2 separate regions of the Homo sapiens genome follow, and region 1 is linked to region 2. The links are chromatin contacts, found by Hi-C or POLR2A ChIA-PET in ENCODE. All regions are on one chromosome and are shown on one strand. Each heading gives the region's core, a stretch centred on a gene start or an enhancer-like site at or near the end of the contact. The rest is flanking DNA. Distances are from core to core; before and after follow the strand shown. Region 1 overlaps DOCK6 (dedicator of cytokinesis 6). Region 2 has its middle 12 kb from the start of TIMM29.

Region 1 (3,242 bases), core at 736-3,235, 300 kb before region 2:
TCACAGAATGAGACAGATACATCACCAAGAAGGGTAATCAGGGCTGTTGTGGGGGAAACACAGGCAGGGAGGAGGCCCCTGATCCAACTCAGGTGGGGAGAAATCACCAAGGGCTTCCAGGGAGAGGCGACAGTTGAGCTGATAACTATACGTGGGCAGCCTGGGGAGAAAAGCCATCCCTAGGCACATGTGACAGGCTGGGGTCCTCGGAGGTGGGTGAGATGCTGTTGGGAAGTTTGTGGACAGATGAAAGACATAGTTGGCACCCTCATTTGAGATTTTCTGTTTCTGGGAGGGAGGTCAAATTTCTTTTCTCAAAACCTTCTATTAGTTTGCAATGATGAAATGAATCCAGTATCCACAGGCAGGTGCTGCTATGGTCACGCTTCACAGGGATCCCTCCTTCAGTCCTCACCACAGGGCCTAAGGTGGAGGGGTGCCATGGTTCCCATTTTCCAGATGGGGAAACTGAGGCACAGAGTGGATAGGGTCCCACTGCCCAGGGTCCCACAGCCCCTGAGTGGTCAGGATTGGAGTCTAGGCCTCATGGCTCAGAGCCATGCCCAGAGTGGCCTCTATTTACACTAACAAAGAAAAATGTAGGGAAGGCCAGGCACAGTGACTCACAACTGTAATCCTAGCACTTTGGGAGGCTGAGGCGGGAGGATCGCTTTAGCCCAGGAGTTTGAGACCAACCTTGCCAACATGGTGAAACCCATTCTCTACTAAAAACACAAAAATTGGCTGGGCGCGGTGGCTCACGCCTGTAATCCCAGCACTTTGGGAGGCCGAGGCAGGCAGATCACCTGAAGTTGGGAGTTCCAGACCAGCCTGACCAATGGTGAAACCTCGTCTCTACTAAAAATACAAAAATTAGCGGGACGTAGTAGCAGGCGCTTGTAGTCCCAGCTACTTGGGAGGCTGAGGCAGGAGAATTGCTTGAACCCGGGAGGCAGAGGTTGCAGTGAGCCGAGATTGTGCCATTGCACTTCCGTCTGGGTGACAGAGCGAGACCCCATCTCAAAAAAAAAAAAAAAAAAAAAAAAAAAGCCAGGTGTGGTGGGTCATGCCTGTAATCCCAGCTACTCAGGAGGCTGAGGCAGGAGAATTGCTTAAACTCAGGAGGCAGAGGTTGCAGTGAGCTGAGATCCCATCACGCACTTCAGCCTGGGCAACAGGGAGACTCTGTCTAAAAAAAAAAATTCACAGCAAGCCTGTTATCCCAGCACTTTGGGAGGCAGAGGCAGGGGCATCACTTGAGCCCAAGAGTTTGAGACCAGCCTAGGCAACATAGCGAGACCCCTGTCTCTATATAATACATACATACATACATACATAAATGTAAATAAATAAGTAAATTTAGGGAAAATATCACCAGCTAAAGGTAGGCTTGGAGGTTAGGGGTAGATCTGAAGAATGGGAGGGAGTAGCCACCAGGCAGGCCAACACTAACCCTTGATCCCAAGGACAGCGGGAGCCATGGGAGGTGTTGGAGCAAAGGCCTTCATATGTTAGGAGTGTCCGAGGGCCCATGAGGGGTCCAGGAGGCTGGGGAGCCAGCACGGGGGAACAGAGCGTTCGGGCAGCGCCTCACTGGATTCATTCATCTGCCCCGCAGTTGGAGAAGGTGCTTCAGCAAGGGGACATCAGTGAGTGCTGTGAGCCTTACATGGTGTTGAAAGAAGTGGACACAGCCAAGGTAAGCGTGTGGAGGCTGGACTAGGGGCAACAGATCCCTGACTCAGCAGGGCTAGGATGCTGAGCTGGCAGGGGACGGGGTCTCCCCACAGAACAAAGAGAAGCTAGAGAAGCTGCGCCTGGCGGCCGAGCAGTTCTGCACCCGCCTGGGCCGCTACCGCATGCCCTTCGCCTGGACGGCCGTGCACTTGGCCAACATCGTGAGCAGCGCTGGGCAGCTGGACCGGGACTCTGACTCGGAGGGCGGTGAGGAGGCGGGGCTAACAGGCTTGGGGCGGGGCTAAAGGGTGGTGCTGACAGGCCTGGGGCGGGGCTACGGGGCGAGGGGGTGCGCCCTCTGCTGGCCGAACTGTGCCGCCCCTGAGTCTCCCTGTTTCATCTTGGTCCCCCTTTTGTCATTGTCATTCCCTCCCCTAGAGCGCCGGCCAGCCTGGACAGACCGCCGCCGTCGGGGGCCCCAGGACCGGGCGAGTAGTGGGGACGACGCCTGCAGCTTCTCTGGCTTCCGTCCAGCCACGCTAACTGTCACAAACTTCTTTAAGCAGGTGTCCTACCCTGGGGCCAGGGACTCTCCCACTCCCCGCTGGCTGCATTAGCCCTGGGGACCCCTAGCCCCCTGGCCCAGGCTGACGGGAGTGGGTCCCATGTAGGAGGCTGAGCGACTCAGTGACGAGGACCTCTTCAAGTTCCTGGCTGACATGAGGCGCCCGTCGTCCCTGCTGCGGCGACTACGTCCTGTGACTGGTGCGTGGCACACCCCATACACAAGAAGTATCACTCTCACTCAGCCACTCAACAAACCTACACTGAGAGCACCTACTGTGCCAGGGGCATCAGAGACCCAACGATGACCATGATGGACAAATCCCTGACCTCAGGGGCTGGCTACAGCTTCTAATGGGGACCATAGACAAGAAGCAGAATAAATAAGATGGATACAGCGTCAATAGGTGGTTAATGGCAGCGGGGCAGGCAGGGGTCCTGGGGGCAGAGTTGATCAAATGTAGGGGTAAGGCTGGGGTGCAGTGGCTCAAGTCTGTAACGCCAACACTTTGGGAGGCTGAGGCAGGAGGATGATTGTTTGAGCCCAGGAGCTCAAGACCAGCCTGGGGGCCAGGTGTGATGGCTCATACCTGTAATGCCAGCACTTTGGGAGGCCGAGGCGGGCAGATCACTTGAGGTCAGGAGTTTGAGACCAGCCTGGCCAACATGGTGAAATTCCATCTCTACTAAAAATACAAAAATTCACCAGGTGTGGTGGCACACACCTGTAATCCCAGCTACCTGGGAGGCTGAGGCAGGAGAATCACTTGAACTGGGGAGGCAGAGGTTGCAGTGAGCCGAGATCGCCCCACTGCACTCCAGCCTGAGCAACAGAGTGACTCCACTTAAAAAAAAGAAAAACAAAAACGAAAAAAAATTTAGGGTGACAGACAGCAGAGTTGAGGGCAATTTCTGGCCTTGGCGCCTGAGGGACACAGCCCCCAGTCCCCAGAGAACATCATGGGAGAGTCTGCCCTGACTACACAGCCCAGAAAGGGTGG
Region 2 (5,154 bases), core at 238-2,737:
TACAGGTGCGAGCCACTGTGCCCTGGCTATATTTTATTTTAGTATTTATTTATTTATTTGTTTATTTATTTATTTATTTATTGAGAGGGAGTCTTGCTCTGTTGCCCAGGCTGGAGTTCAGTGGCATGATCTCAGCTCATTGCAACCTCTGCCTCCCAGGTTCAAGTGATTCTCTCACCTCAGCCTCCCCAGTATCTGGGACTACAGGCACATGCCAGCACATCTGGCTAATTTTTGTATTTTTAGTAGAGACAGGGTTTTTACTAAATTTTTCATATTTTTAGTAGAGATGGGGTCTCCCTATGTTGCCCAGGTCAGTCTCAAACTCATAGCTCAAGGGATCCATCCACATTAGCCTCCCAAAGTGCTGGGATTACAGGCATGAGGCACTGTGCCCCACCGTGACAGTTTACTTCATTGTGGTCATCCTCTTGATATTTTGAAAGCATTCAAACTCTACAGTGGCTTTTATATAATTAAACAACAATTTTAAAGAGATGGAGGTGTCACTATGTTGACCAGGCTGGTCTTAAACTCCTGGTCTCAAACTCCTCGTCTCAAGCAATCCTCCCATCTCAGCCTCCCAATGTGCTGGGATTACAGTGTGAGCCACCACGTCCAGCCTATAGTGGCTTTTGTAAAAACCCCTACAGAGTGAGGCCTATCATATTATTTCAAAAGCCTACACCCAATATCTAACTGTTCTCAGAAGAAATAGGGAGACTTTTCAGAGCATCACTACCTAAGCAAGGTCACAGATTGGAGCCCCAGCTGGGAGGAAACAGAGCTATCAACATTAGATGTGCCTCAACAAAGACCAGTGCAGTCCCTGCAGGGGATGATGAAAACTTTTCAAAGCCAGCTGTCCCACGAGTAAAGTTTAAACCAATCCACAGAGCACAGATCCTACACTGATAAGCAATAACACTACAGCAGAACTCAAGCAATGGAAAATCCTACAAGTTTTAGCATGAATAACATCCACAAGAGCTGGGTTATTAGAGCAGAGCACCTCTCCCTGGTTTTGATTCAAAGAACTTGCCAGAATTTAAATTAATTATTTTTTCATGTAATTATTTGCTGCAAGGCTGGGCACGGTGGCTCACGCCTGTAATCCCAGCACTTTGAGAGGCCGAGGCGGGCGGATCACAAGGTCAGGAGATTAAGACCATCCTGGCTAACACGGTGAAACCCCGTCTCTACTGAAAATACAAAAAAATTAGTCATGTTGGCCTGGCTGGTCTCGAACTCCTGACCTCAGGTGATCAGCCCGACTTGGCCTCCCAAAGTGCTGGGATTACAGGCGTGAGCCACTGTGCCCGGCCCCTGCATTTTATTTCAATGGAAGGATGTCTAACTTAATTTTCCCACAAATGGTTTCCAGATCATCTCTCATTCAGGGCAAACACCAGATCAGGCCTCTACAAGGAACGACAGATTAGTGCAGCTGGGAAATGGGTAACACCCACCTGATAGAGAAAGGGGGTTCTTGCTCCCTCTAGTGTTCACCACACACTACAGATGTCCTGCTGTTCCCCTGTAAGGCGACCAGTAATACCTACCATGTCAGCTTTGAAATAACCAAGATGTCACTAAGTAGATGGGTGAATAAACCAACTGGGGTCCATGCAGACAATGGAATATATTCCGTAAGATAATATATTACACTAGAAAAGAACTAGCTGCTCAGGAGGCTGAGGTTGGAGGATCACTTGGCCCAGGGGTTCGAGACAAAAGCCTGAGACCCCATCTCCATGAAAAAAAAAAAAAAATTAGCTGGGCCTGGTGGCACATGCCTGTAGTCCCAGCTACTCAGAAGGCTGAGGCAGGAGAATCGCTTGAACCCAGGAGGCGGAGGTTGCAGTGAGCCGAGATTGCGCCACTGCACTTCAGCCTGGTGACAGAGCTAGACTCCATCTCAAAGAAAAAAAAAAAAAAAATCTGCCGGGTGCGGTGGCTCACGCCTGTAATCTCAGCACTTTGGGAGGCCGAGACGGGCAGATCACGAGGTCAGGAGATGGAGACCGTCCTGGCTAACGCAGTGAAACCCCGTCTCTACTAAAAATACAAAAAAAAAATACAAAAAAAAAAAATTAGCTGGGCGTGTTTGCAGGCGCCTGTAGTCTCAGCTACTGGGGAGGCTGAAGCAGGAGAATGGCCTGAACCCGGGAGGCGGAGCTTGCAGTGAGCCGAGATCCTGCCACTGCCCTCCAGCTTGGGCGCCAGAGCGAGACTCCATCTCAAAAAAAAAAAAAAAAGCTCCATAGGTACCTACCCTGTGTTCACTTTATCTTATGGAAAGTGACCATTTACTGGGCGCCAGACGAATACATAATTGACTATCCCCCTACCTGCTCCTTTTCTGTAGGAATATGTGAATTACATATGGATACATTTGGGATACATTACATATATGGATTTTATTACACATGGACACATTACTCTCCCATTTGCCCTCCAGCCCACTTTTCCCCTTTAAATACTGAAGCCCTCAAAATAATTTTTGGAGAAAGACACAGATTATGAACTGTGTCCGTGATTCTATGTTTCGTTCTTTTTCTCTTTTTCTTTTCTTTCCTTCCTTTCCTTTCCTTTCCCTCCCTCCCTGCCCCACTCCTCCCTCTCTCCCTCCCTGCCTCCCTCTGTCTCTCTCTGTCTCTCTGTCTCTTTCTGTCCCTCTGTTGCCCAGGCTGGAGTGCAGTGGTGCACAGCGATTCTCCTGCCTCAGCCTCCTTAGTAGCTGGGATTACAGGTGCCCACGACCGCGCCCGGCTAATTTTTGTATTTTTAGTAGAGATGGGGTTTCACCATGTTGGCCAGGCTGGTCTCAAACTCCTGACCTCGGGTTATCTGCTCGCCTTGGCCTCCCAAAACGCTGGGATTACAGGTGTAAACTACTGCACCTGGCCCTGTGTTTATTTCTTCCAGGCATGTCCTAAACCTTGGCAAAATGAATTTCTAATTTGATGGAGACCTGTCTCAGATACTTCAGATACTATTCATTTTCAAATAATGAATAGCTATTCATAATCATCACTGTGGGCCAGGCATGGTGGCTCACACCTATAATCCCAGCACTTTGGGAGGCCGAGGCAGGCAGATCACGAGGTCAAGAGATCGAGACCATCCTGGCCAACATGCTGAAACTCCGTCTCTACTAAAAGTACAAAAATTAGCTGGGCATGGTGGCATGCACCTCTAGTTCCAGCTACTTGGGAGGCTGAGGCAGGAGAATCGCTTGAACTTGGGAGGTGGAGTTTGCAGTAAGCCAAGACTGCGCCACTACACTCCATCCTGGCAACAGAGCGAGGCTCCATCTCAAAAAAAAAAAAAAGAAAAAGAAAAAGAAATTGTCACTGTGGCCTGCCACAACATGGGAAAGGAACACAGCATCCTTGTGGCTGCCCTGAGGGAAACCTCAAAAGGCAAGTCAAGGATGTCTTCTGTAGATGGCTGTGAATTCCCCAGAAACTCCTTCTGGTAGGACATGATTGTGAACCAATGTTCTCTGAAAAGGAATTTGGAGGGAATAGATTGTATTCCAGTCAACAGTTTGCAAACTGAAGAGACACAGTATTTGGTGTAAAATGAAGGTGCATTCCAGAGAACAAAGGGAGGGTTCAGGTTTTTTTTTTTTTTTTTTTTTTTTTTTTTTTTTTTTTTTTTTTTTGTGAGACAGTCTGGCTCTGTCACCCTGGCTGGAGTGCAGTGGCGCAATCTGAGCTCACTGCAACCTCTGCCTCCTGGGTTGAAGCAATTCTCCTGCCTTAGCCTCCCGAGGGTTCAGGTATTATAGCAAAAATTCCAGCCCAGGTTCCCACTCAAGTCTGTTTATGCAAATCAGGGAGTCAAACTTGCCTAGTTTTTACTGGTTGACACATCTGAGTTCTGACTGATTGGTCCAGGAGACCTCTGAATGTCCAAAAGTTAAAACGGAGGCGTGAGTTTTGGGGCAACTCAGAATACATGTGTGACCTCTATTCAGCAAATGGTTGCTTGGGTGTACTTAAAATTGAAGCCCAGTCTGCCACTCCAGATCCATCTTGAAGGACTGGCTCTTTCAGGTTTTTATTTGTTCACCTGGTGAATCAGTAACAGGAAATGTGAAATGCCTGTGGCTCACCAGCTATAAATAAGATTGCAAGAACAAAAGAACTGGCTTCTTTGTACAGCTATTAATGAAACGATTGACCTGGGCACCCATCAGAAGTGATAAAATTGGGCCGGGCACAGTGGCTCATGCCTGTAATCCCAGCACTTTGGGAAGGTGAGGCGGGTGGATCACTTGAGGTCAGGAGTTTGAGACCAGCCTGACCAACATGGTGAAACCCTGTCTCTAATAAAAATACAAAAATTAGCCGGGCGTGGTGGCAGGTGCCTGTAATCCCAGCTACTCAGGAGGCTGAGGCAGGAGAATCACTTGAACTCGGCATGGGGAGGTTATACTGAGCTGAGATCACGCCACTGCACTCCAGCCTGGGCGACAGAGTGAGACTCTGTCTCAGAAAAAAAAAAAAAGTGGTTTTCTGCAACACATCAAAAGTGTATGCATAGGGGGCACTCTTCTAGGTTAAAAGAGACTTAAGAGGCCGGGCATGGTGTCTCAGGCCTGTAATCCCAGCACTTTGGGACGCCAAGGCGGGTGGATCACGAGGTCAGGAGATCAAGACCATCCTGCCTAACATGGTGAAACCCCATCTCTACTAAAAATACAAAAAAAAAAAAAATTAGCCGGGTGTGGTGGTGGGAGCCTGTAGTCCCAGCTATTCGGGAGGCTGAGGCAGGAGAATGGTGTGAACCTGGGAGGTGGAGGTTGCAGTGAGCCGAGATCGCACCACTGCACTCCAGCCTGGGCTACAGAGCAAGACTCTGTCTCAAAAAGAAAAAAAAAAGGACTTAAGGTTGGGCGCAGTGGCTCATGCCTGTAATCCCAGCATTTTGGAAGGCCGAGGAGGGAGGATCACCTGAGGTCAGGAGTTCAAGACCAGCCTGGCCAATGTGGCAAAACCTCATCTCTACTGAAAATACAAAAATTAGCCGGGTATGGTGGTGGGTGCCTGTAATCTCAGCTACTCAAAAGGCTGAGGCAGGGAGAATCACTTGAAGCCAGGAGGCGGAGGATGCAATGAGGTGAGATTGTGCCACTGTACTCCA

What was found. A loop is a pair of places that touch in the nucleus more often than their neighbours do. ChIA-PET counts read pairs that join two places held with the same protein, here RNA polymerase II (POLR2A). Pooled maps may share reads with other maps.
Region 1: a loop to region 2 is called in a map with no recorded cell type, with 2.9 times the contacts of the local background. The contact joins two enhancer-like sites. A Hi-C loop is called at or near these places in 1 of 37 single-sample maps with no recorded cell type and 2 of 50 pooled maps. POLR2A ChIA-PET finds 5 or more read pairs at or near these places in 2 of 52 experiments (WTC11 and naive thymus-derived CD8-positive, alpha-beta T cell).

Annotation. Positions count from the first base shown.
Region 1 is chr19:11,242,259-11,245,500 of GRCh38, reverse strand. DOCK6 (dedicator of cytokinesis 6) reads left to right here. Exons shown (of 48, transcript NM_020812.4): 10 at 1,619-1,699; 11 at 1,791-1,944; 12 at 2,116-2,243; 13 at 2,349-2,442. Among named protein-coding and RNA genes, the nearest start is that of ANGPTL8, 4.3 kb to the right of the region's middle. RefSeq lists an enhancer at 1,210-2,020. Within about 2 kb of position 1,985, at least 9 of the 41 ENCODE cell types and tissues checked have a DNase peak (open chromatin) inside an H3K27ac peak, as active enhancers do.
Region 2 is chr19:10,938,549-10,943,702 of GRCh38, reverse strand. No RefSeq gene overlaps it. Among named protein-coding and RNA genes, the nearest start is that of TIMM29, 12 kb to the right of the region's middle. Within about 2 kb of position 1,487, at least 4 of the 41 ENCODE cell types and tissues checked have a DNase peak (open chromatin) inside an H3K27ac peak, as active enhancers do.